Regions from separate parts of the Homo sapiens genome. Here region 2 is linked to region 1. A link is an interaction called in ENCODE POLR2A ChIA-PET data of the cell type or tissue named here. Cell type or tissue: HepG2. All regions are shown on one strand. Links, peaks and the distances in the headings refer to the core of each region. The heading gives the core; the rest is flanking DNA.

The links. Peaks named below come from ENCODE experiments on the same cell type or tissue, not always from the same donor. Only the 100,000 strongest peaks of a DNase experiment are listed, where the experiment ranks them.
Region 2: POLR2A ChIA-PET joins it to region 1 with 10 read pairs; 2 of 35 experiments call an interaction of 5 or more read pairs at or near these places.

The regions. Positions count from the first base shown.
Region 1 is chr12:101,597,137-101,602,523 of GRCh38, forward strand. The region is part of intron 1 of MYBPC1 (myosin binding protein C1); the gene reads left to right. LOC105369938 (a long non-coding RNA gene) reads right to left here. Exons shown (of 5, transcript XR_001749279.2): 4 at 3,773-3,884; 5 at 1,418-2,419. Among named protein-coding and RNA genes, the nearest start is that of MYBPC1, 4.9 kb to the left of the region's middle. In HepG2, for the core only: no CTCF peak of the experiment used is centred there; DNase peaks (open chromatin) are centred at 2,395 and 3,115; H3K4me3 peaks cover 1,165 bases.
Region 2 is chr12:101,651,345-101,656,731 of GRCh38, forward strand. MYBPC1 (myosin binding protein C1) reads left to right here. Exons shown (of 32, transcript NM_002465.4): 16 at 1-49; 17 at 1,334-1,440; 18 at 1,771-1,904. Among named protein-coding and RNA genes, the nearest start is that of CHPT1, 44 kb to the right of the region's middle. In HepG2, for the core only: no CTCF peak of the experiment used is centred there; a DNase peak (open chromatin) is centred at 2,377.

The sequences.
Region 1 (5,387 bases), core at 236-5,235:
TTTCTTCTTCTCCTAACTGTGATTTCATTTTCACTGGGGTTAGTTTGATTGCATATAAGCCTCCCTCTGAAAAATAAAACATGGCCTAGAGCCAGTTCTTCAGAATCATTTCAAAATACCTGCAGAAACCCTCCCAAAGAACAGGCTCCTCCAGCCCATATGGGTCTTCTGAACTCTTCCCCACAGCTCGTAAAGCCATGCCCAGGAAGGCCATGACCACTTGCTGTGAATCTTAATAGGACACATGAGCTGGTTTGGCCCTCCTAGGATCCAGGAGGATCTGGCAACTCCTCAAAAGAGGCTGAGTTTTCAGCACCTGAAGGTACAAAAAATGTCTCACTCAACTACTTCCCAGCCTACCGTGGCCTAATTCTGGGAGTTTTCTTCTTAGATCTTGGGAGAGCTGGTTCTTCTAAGGAGAAGGAGGAAGGACAGATGTAACTTTGGATCTCGAAGAGGAAGTCTAATGGAAGTAATTAGTCAACGGTCCTTGTTTAGACTCTTGGAATATGCTGGGTGGCTCAGTGAGCCCTTTTGGAGAAAGCAAGTATTATTCTTAAGGAGTAACCACTTCCCATTGTTCTACTTTCTACCATCATCAATTGTATATTATGTATTCTTTGGAGAACTATGTTATTTGTACTGTCTATTCCAGATAAAACTTACCTTACACCACTTTGGATTCTTACAGAACCTAAGGCCTAGTACAATTAAGTTATTCCGATCAAATTGGGAGGATGTTGTAGGCAGTTTCAGATTTGTGGGGATCTCCCAGGATGCCTTTGATACATTCATTTATATATCAATTATTAATTGAGTACAAGTAAGTGCCCGAAAGTTAATTGCCCCCGGTTCCTACTGTGTAAAGAAATCACCTTTCTTTTTTTTTTTTTTTTTTTTTAAGACAGTATCTCACTCTGTGGCCCAGGCTGGAGTGCAGTGCCACAGTCTCCGCTCACTGCAGCCTTTGCCTCCCAGGTTCAAGTGATTCTTGTGCCTCAGTATCTCAAGTAGCTGGGATTACAGGTGCCCACCAACACGCCCAGCTAATTTTTGTATTTTTAGTAGAGACGAGGTTTCGCCATGTTGGCCAGGCTGGTCTCGAACCGCTGACCTCAGGTGGTCCACCTGCCTCTGCCTCCCAGAGTGCTGGGATTACAGGCATGAGCCACTGTGCCCGGCCAAGAAATCACCTTTCACTGGAAATTTCTCTTTTCCAGTCAAAAAGAAATTTTATCAACCTCAAACTAGACAATTGCAATAGCCTTTCTTCCGTGGCAGAATCTCTGTTCATTAAAGAATAGTATGAATGGCTGTTAAACCCATAAAAATGATTTCCTCAGAATTTTACCTCTGGAATATGTAATGATTAAAACCATAAAGCCTGATTCTTTAACATCCTGCGACAACTGTTAACTGGATTCCTTTAATTTTTTATTTATTTTTTATCTTTTTGAGAAAAGGTCTCATTCTGTCACCCAGGCTGGAATGCAGTGGTGCAATCATGGCTCACTGCAAACTCTGCCTCCCAGGCTCAAGCAATCCTCCCACCTCAGCCTCCCCGGTAGCTAGGACCACAGATGCATGCCATCATGCCCAGCTAATAGCTGATTTTGTTATTTTTAGTAGAGATGGGGGCCTCACAATATTGCCCAGGCTGTTCTCGAACTCCTGGGCTCAAGAGATCCACTTGTCTCTGTCTTCTAAAGTGCTGAGACTACAGGTGTGAGCCACTGTGCCTGGCCTATTAACTGTCAGATACTATAAAACCCAGAAAAATTCTCTTCTAAAACACTGAGTTGAGGCCTTAACATGAATTTCACTTTTTGTTTCTGATTTATCAGACCTTATTATATTTAATGTACTTAACTTGTCCGAAAAGGCAAAAGTTCCTCTTTGGTGCTTGTGTGTCATTCGAAAAATCTCAAGAGAGTCACTGTAGTTTTCTCATGTTCCGTGTAAGATCTCTTCTTGAAAACTCAAACGTATGGCCAATCACAGGTTCCTTTATGACCATAATTTTAAGGTGCCATTCTGATAACTTTAGGAAGCAAAGGCATGGCTTTGTTACTGCAGATTATTTTGCTGTGTCAACATACAATATTCATCTTATCCATCTTGGTCTACATTTCAATAGGAATAGATGGGACCATGGTAATAGAGAACAGTTTTGTTGTTGTTGTTGTTGTTGGGGTCCATAAGGGTTTTTCCATTTCTGTATCTTTTTTTTCTTGCTCTCTAGAGATTTCATCACATTTTAAAGTTTTGCCAAGCCAAAAAGCTACCTGAATGTAGAGCAGCATTCATCCCCTCTTGCCTATTTCTAAGCATTTCTCAGGGCTTAGTCATCCATCAGAAAAGGACCTCCCTTGATGGGAAAACTCCTTCTCATATCTCTTCTTTGACCTTCAGTTTCTACCTGCAAGAGAGTGAATGGCCTATTTCAAACACCGAAATCAATTTGTCTTTGGAAAGTCATCTTATATACAAATATTATCCTTACCTCAAATTGGGGAAAGGTTAATAATTTATGCAGAAAACTAAGAGAAAGGAATAGGGGAGGAGGAAAGATAGTTTATCAAGGGCAATTGTTTCCCTTTTGACTTCAAATGGTTCATCGAGGCCAAGCTGATGATTTCAATTGAAAATAAAGAAGTTGTATGAACGAATGCCATCATATTTTTTCCTCCTGAGAAAAACCACCATGCTGTGCTGGAGATTCATGGCATATATTTGAGCTCTGTGTTGTAAGAAGGAATACCCTAGGGCAAATGCGTGCTAGAGGGGCTTAATACTTGGCAGAATCCTTCTTTTTCAGTAGCCTGCTTTTATGACTGCTCCGACTGCACCTGTTAGGAAGATAAATAAAGGACTGGCCAATTCTTTCCTCTGAAGCGCCCTAAATATATCACTTTAAAAAGACTTTGGAAAAACAAGTTGTATCCTTACTTCTCACCCAGTAAATCTAAAGAAATTCCCTCTTGTTCCCAGGCCTTTCAAACAGTGAAGTCAGGAGTAAGGGAGACTGTGGACTGGTCAAAGGTGGAAGTTAGACTCACTAGCTGGTCTAAGGAATCCAGGAGGGTGGAAAACATGAAGAACTTACAATCCTTTATGCTCTCAATGACTCACTTTATTTTGGCCATGAGACACAGCCTTGAAACTTTTTTTTTTTTTTAGGCTCTGTATACACACACAATTCATAGAGTTTCCTTTTTAACAGCAATTTCAAAGTATCCCCGAATCAAACATGAATGTTGAAGTCAACTACCCAGACTGAAGTTGCTTTTAAAAAATGCTTGGACACAAAAACAAATAAATAAGTGGTCTCTTTAAAAACTTGAATAAATACAAAATGACATTTTTGCAATACTTTTGTAAACAAATACATTCTTCTTTTCAATTTTGTATGGTTGTGAGAGGAGATTGCTGTGTAATTATTGCTATTGTTTTTACAGTCCAAGGAAGCATTTTTGTTACTTTTATTTAAAATTATTGCAATTGTTTTATTTAAAAATTATTTTTAGGCTGTTTGTGGACACAGAGAAGAATTTTGATTATAATTAATAATGACTATTTTTATCTTCACTGCTCCTTAATTAGTCTATGAAAACTATATTAAGAGACACAAAATACTCTTGGCTGCCAGTATGTTCTGTGGTAATTCTAAACTTCATCTCTAGACATACTTAAGTGTGTTAGATGATAAAGAACAGGATTAAAGTTCTAGCAATCAAACATAAGTATGGAAATTTTAATTTCATGTGTGTACCTGAGAGCATGTGGCCACATCTTCTTTGTTATTATTCCATGTTAGTTCTTGATGGAAACAGATGTCTTTTCTGGAATCCATGGTTTGTTCAAAGTACTGCATCCTGGGGAAACTGAATAAATACACAGAAAGGTAGTAGCTGAATTAGTGTTCTGAGTTAGGTTAATCATGAAGTAGCTACTGTTTATTCATGAGGGGTTTCCTAAAATTTGAGAGCATACCAGTTAAGGAAAGCCAAACTGTGAAAAAGAAGAAAAGACTTTGTCACTTAATTTTCTACATGTATGCAAATTATCTCATAACTGGATAAGAAGAGGGCTTCTGTCCTTGCAGCTTTTTACAAAGACAGCCCCCCCAAAGTCAAAGTGATCATACTGTCTTGTCGTAATTCTGCTCTGTGTGGATAGGCTCAGTTTTAATTTACAAAGAGTATGTTTGTTTTAGACAGCCCAAAGATGGACCACAGGCCAAATTTCAAGATGTTCCCATTCATGGGACAGAGTATTTATGGGCTTTAACGTACATTTTCAGAGTAAACTTTTAGGTCCCATCAGATTGGGGCATGAATTGATTGATTTGGCAGAGGCGGAGACCAGAATCATTCAATCTCACACTTATTTCTCTTTCTATAATGAGTTCACAAAAAGCTAACTGTAATCTGACTTTCATTATGCCTTTCAAGTCTAAATCCACTTTGATAAGACTTGCCCTTTTATACTCCCTTAGGAATCCTTTTTAGGCCAATTTGGCACATCAGGGCAGCGTCTAAAATTACATTTAATAATATGTCAAATGTTAGATCTTATGATTTTGTTCTATTCTTTTTTTTTGATGTGTATTTAGCTATTTTGGTAAGTATTCTTCTTCTCTAAAATTGTCCAAATCTTTCCTAAATACTCTTTATAAATTGCTTTGCTTGCATCTGGTGATATCGTTTGCCTTCTAAAAATTTTAATGAATCTTGGAACAGAATGCTCTACTTAAAACTCAAAATGTGTCCTTTTTAATTCTACATTTTGTCATGTTTAGAGTTAGATGTCTTTAGGGTTGTTATGCACACAGTATGTGTCTTGGCTTTTTCTTTATGCATCTTAAATATTATGCATTATTAAACATGGTGACATAAAAAAAATTATACTATTTGTAGAACATTCTAGACAGCTCAAATTCCAGCTGCACCATAGACTGAATTACTTACACTTTGTATGCCTCTGTTTCCTCATCTGTATGTGAATAAAACAGTATCAACTCTTTGGGTCTCAGTAAGAATTAACTGAAATACACCAGGTAAAGTGCTTATTTTATCTTATTTTATTTTTTATTTGAGATGGAGTCTTGCTCTGTCGCCCAGGTCAGAGTGCAGTGGCATGATCTCGGCTCACTGCAACCTTCACCTCCCTGGTTCAAGCAATTCTCCTACCTCAGCCTCCTGAGTAGCTGGGGTTACAGGCATGCGCCACCACGCCCAGCTAATTTTTGTATTTTTTTGGTAGAGATAGGGTTTCAACATATTGGCCAGGCTGGTCTCAAACTCCTGACCTCAAGTGATCCACCTGCCTCGGCCTCCCAAAGTGCTGGGATTACAGGCATGAGCCACCATGCCCGGACAGGTAAA
Region 2 (5,387 bases), core at 69-5,068, 54 kb after region 1:
GCCTACCTGTTCAGGAGAGTGACCGTCTAAAGGTGGTTCACAAGGGAAGGTAAGCGAGCCAGGTGACCCGCAAGTGAGGTTTGGTCCCATTTCTACTTTCTCCATTTTCTAAATTACATATTTGGTGAGGATATTTGAAGGGTAGCCATAGGGAGATCATCTATTCCTGATTCTTCGCTTCCAACTAGCAAGAAGGTGTGATTTCTCTGTTGTATAGCATGTCCTACTCATAATCCTGTATCTGTACCTCACACTATGGTACTTTGTCTATTCAAAATCCATTGACTCTTTTTCCATTTAAACATGAAGTTAGAGGCCAGGCACCATGGCTCATGCCTGTAATCCCAACACTTTGGGACGCCAAGGCAGACGGATCAATTGAGCTCAGGAGTTCAAGAGCTCCTGGGCTACATGGCAAAACCTCATCTCTACAAAAAACACAAAAATTAGCCAGGCGTGGTGGCATGCACCTGTAATCCCAACTACTTGGGAGGTGGGAGGATGGCTTGAACCCAGTAGGGGGAGGTTGAAGTGAGCTGAGATCACACCACTGCATTTCAGCCTGGGAAACAGAATGAGAGACCTTGTCTCTAAAATAAATAATAAACATGAAGTTAGAGGAAAAATACTGAATTCTAATTGAGGACCTGATCAAATGGATTAACCGTCTCTAACCAATAAGTGTCACAATGCCTTCCCACAAATCTTTATTTGCGTAGGGGACATAATATCCTAGAATCTGGCAAAGATCTAAGGCAAGAGTTTAACTTTGAATTCATGGGCTTTTAGGGTATCATAAATGAACTTTAGGAAGCCCCATAACTCCTGTGAAATTGTGAGAAAATTCTATGTGTACAAAAATACATACTGTTTACACAGAAAGGATTCATAGTGTCCATCAGATATTCACTAGTTTGTGACCCCAATAAAGTTAAGAGCTATTGTTCTTAGGGTTTGGGATGTAAAGCCAAAATCAAGATTATTCTTGGCATCTCTTGAATCTTAAAGTATAGCATTATTGATATGTTCTATTTTAGCCTTTTTAAAGCTATGAGATGAAAAAAAAGAATAATAGACTCTGCATATACAATAAGCAGATTCTATTTGTGGAGATAATTCCATATAGTCCAAAATAAAGATTTAATTTGAATCAATAAGTAGGATAATTAAGGCTTCTCATCCTCTCTCTCTCTCTCTCTCTTTCTCTCTCTCTCTCCCTCTCTTTCCTGCACTAAAGAAGTTAATCAGATAAAGGTCAAGTGTCTTTTCAGCTTGGGTCATATATAAACTAGATCTTTGGAGTCTTAGAAATACATTTTCCTTGTTTCCTTAGGATCCACAAGTTAGTGATAGCCAATGCCCTCACTGAAGATGAAGGTGATTATGTATTTGCACCTGATGCCTACAATGTTACTCTGCCTGCCAAAGTTCATGTTATTGGTGAGTAGATAAAATAATTCATTGCATAGTTGTGTTCTTTTTTGTTTGCTTTTGCTTACCATGGAATTATAATATATTCAAAACTAAGTGACATTTAAGGAAAAATACATCAATTGGTATTAATCACCAATCAGAAAGATTGGTGACTTATACCAACACCTTACAATAAAATGGTTTTGCAAGGTGCCAGGCACCAACTATCTTGACTCCTCTTATATTCTTTTTGATTAGATAAAATATTGGTTACTACCATCATACTAGCCAAACATTAGTGCAGATATTTACACAGAAATGACTGTCTGATAACAAAGACTATGCTTAATATTCTAGATCCTCCTAAGATCATCCTGGATGGTCTTGATGCTGACAACACAGTGACAGTGATTGCAGGAAACAAGCTTCGTCTTGAGATCCCCATCAGCGGAGAACCACCTCCTAAAGCCATGTGGAGCCGGGGAGATAAGGTTTGTTTTATGCTTGCACACACTCACATGCACACACACATATGCAGACACACTGCCTACCCCACCCCTTGCCCTCCATTATTCAGATGAAGGTAGAAAACAAATAAATGTACAGCAGTACAGTAAAGATGTAATTCCTTTGAAAAAGAAAGATGACTGATTTTCAGGCAAATCTGATCATCATTAATTTACTTCTCATATTTCTGACTATTATGTAGCAAAGCATGTTTTGATGCACAGTGAAAAAGCCTCATTTTTATTCTAATGAAATTGGGGGGATGAAAAAGAAAATGAATTATTAAATAAATAAATGAACAAAGTCACTTTGGATAGTAATAAGTACAAGAAGATAATAAAAGAGAATGATACAATAGCAAGTAACTGCATAGTCAATGGCAGCCTCTGTGAAGAACAAGGAACCCATTATGTGAAGATCAAACGGAAGACATTTCCATACGGAGGCAATTACAAGTGCAAAGGCCAAGGGGAGAGAATAAGCCTGATGTGTTGGAGGAACAGAAGGAAAGCCAGCATGGCTGGGGCAAAGTGAATGATTGGGAGAAATGCAAGTGAGGGTGAAATGGTAGAGTAGTGCCAGCTCAAGTGTGACTCCGTGGCTTTCTACAAAAATAAAAGCAAAAAAAGAAAAATTACATTTAAAAAGAAGACATGAGGCTGGGCATGGTGGCTCATGCCTGTAATCCCAGCACTTTGGGAGCTGGGGCAGGCAGAACACCTGAAGCCAGGAGTTCCAGACCAGCCTGAGCCTGCATGGAGAAACCCCATCTCTACTAAAAATACAAAAAAATTAGCCAAATATGGTGGCAGCATGCCTCTAATTCCAGCTACTCAGGAGGCTGAGGCACAAGAATTGCTGGAACCCGGGAGGCAGAGGTTGCAGTGAGCCGAGATCACGCCACTGCACTCCAGCTGGGTGACAGAGTGAGACTCTATCTCAAAACAAATTTTTTTAATGTTAAAAATAAAATTAAATAATAAAAAGCAGAATGAGACTTCTACTTTCAACCAGAATTGAATAACAGGAACCAGATTTACCTACTCACTTGAAATAACCCCCAAAATAGACAAAATATGTGAACAATGGGTTTCAAGACATTGGACATCAGATCGTGAAAGACAATGACTATGAAATATGATAAACAAATGAAATAAGCCCTATAATTGCCTCAAGCTTATTGCCATAAAAGAGTATCCAGGCAGTGGCACAAGGAAGAAAAACCTGGACAGAACCCAGTGGACTCCCTAAGTTTAGGACTCCCATTGTACAAGGAGACCAAGGCAGCTAGAGTTCATAGGATACATACTATACATACTGGAGGAGAGAGCTGCACAGAGAGTCCCCCTGGAGCTCTGCAGAGGAACACGCTCAAGTATTCAGCAAAGATCAGTGCACATTTATGAGGAAACTACCCAAGATTCAAGAAAGGAACATATGAAAGGATTAAAGAGAAGTGGACTGGCACTCACACAAGGCCAATAGTAGTGCCTGTTCCCCCTAGCTAGACATGAAAACCTCATCATTCACAGTGCATTGAGTAGAGTACTCAGGAAAGCCTTGCCTTGGTTGCAGGAATAATTAACCCTAGACTGAGCACTGTCATGGACCCACCTAATAAGTCATAAAAACAAGTCTAAAAGATTCAATCAATTTCCAAATAATTTAATTGCATTTCAAAACAAAGCTCAAGATTTATATAGGAATACAAAAATATCAAGCACCCAACATGACAAAATTAGCAATATCCTGCCATCCAGTCAAACATTATGGTAGAGAAATAAGCAGGAAAACACAGCTCAAAATGAGGAGAAAAGTCAGTTACAGCCAATTCAGATCTCACATGTAAATTAGAATAGCAGTCGAGCATATGAAAATAGTTATTTTAAGTGTATTCCATATGTTCAAAAAGTTAGGTGGAGAAATGTTAAGCTCTCCATTTAAATTAAATTTAAGAGAAATTTAATAAAATAAAATAAAAATTAAGAGAAAGTTAAGTGAAAAAAGTGAACTGAAATGGAAAATATAAAAAGATCCAAATCTAATCACCTACAGATGAAAGCAATAAAATGTCTCAGATAAAAAATATGTAGATGGAATTAATAGCTAATTAGACATTGAAGGCAAATTTGAAGACATAGCAATAGAAATGATCCAAAATGAAACACAAGAGAAAAAGTCCAAAAAAATTTAAAGAATCAGTTAGACTTCAAATTTTCATTCGGGCATGTAATCAGCTTAGAAGTTGCCACTCTATCCTAACAAGTAAAAAGCTGGACAAACGGAAAAACTAGCAACTCCTCTTACATATGTCAGAGAAGTGAGGATACAGGGCAAACTGCCAAAATGTGAGAGTGGAGTGACACATTGAAAGTGTTCAGGGTGAAAACCCACCAACCTAGAATTCTGTACCCTCTGAAATTATCTTTCAAAAGTGAAGGAGAAATAAAGACTTTCTCAGACAAACAAAACTTTAGGGAATTTGTTGCCAATGGATCTGTCTTGCAAAAAAATATTAAAAGTTGTTCTTCAGAAAAAGGAAAATAATATAGGTCAGAAACTCAGATCTACATAAAGAAAGAAAGAGTATAAAATAAAGAATAAGTGAAGGTAAAATAAACTTTTTCATTTTTTCCTATTCTCAGTTGATCTAACAAATAATACTTTGTTCAAAATGATAAAAGCAACAATGTATTCAATTAGGTATGCTTATATAGTTATATTTATGTATTTTATATATAAGTGAAATGAATGACAGCAATAATACAAAAAATGGGAGAAAGGAATTAGGGACATTTCATTATTTTAAAGTACATGCACTACTTGTGAACCACTGTAGTGTTGTTTGAAAGTGGAGTTGGGTTAATTGTAAATATATATTGTAAACTAGGGAAACCACTTTAAAAAGTTTAAAAAAGAGGAAGTAAAATTAATATGCTAATAAAGGAGAGAAAATGAAATCACATAGAATGCTTAATTAAAACCACAAAAGGCAGAAAAAAATGTAGAAGACAATAATAGGAACAAAGAAGAAGGGCAACCAATAGAAAATAATAACAAATATGACAGATATTGATCGAGCTATACCAATATTTACTTTAAATGTCAATGGTCCAAATATACAAATTAGAAGCCCAAAATTGTCAGAGTAGAGCAAAAACATGACCCAAAGATATGTTGACTATAAGAAACCCAGTTTAAATATAAAGTTGCATCCATTAAAGTATAGGGAGAGAGAGAGACATGCTGTGCTAAGACTAAACAAAAGAAAGTATGAGTAACCATATTAGCTTCAGACAATGCAGACTACAAAGCGAAGAAATTTATCTGGAATAGAAATGAGCGTTACATAATGATGAATGGGTCAATACTCCAAGAAAGCCTAATAATCCTTAACATGTATACACCTAACAACAGAGCCTCAAAATATATGAGACAAAAACTGATAGAACGGCAATGAAAAATAG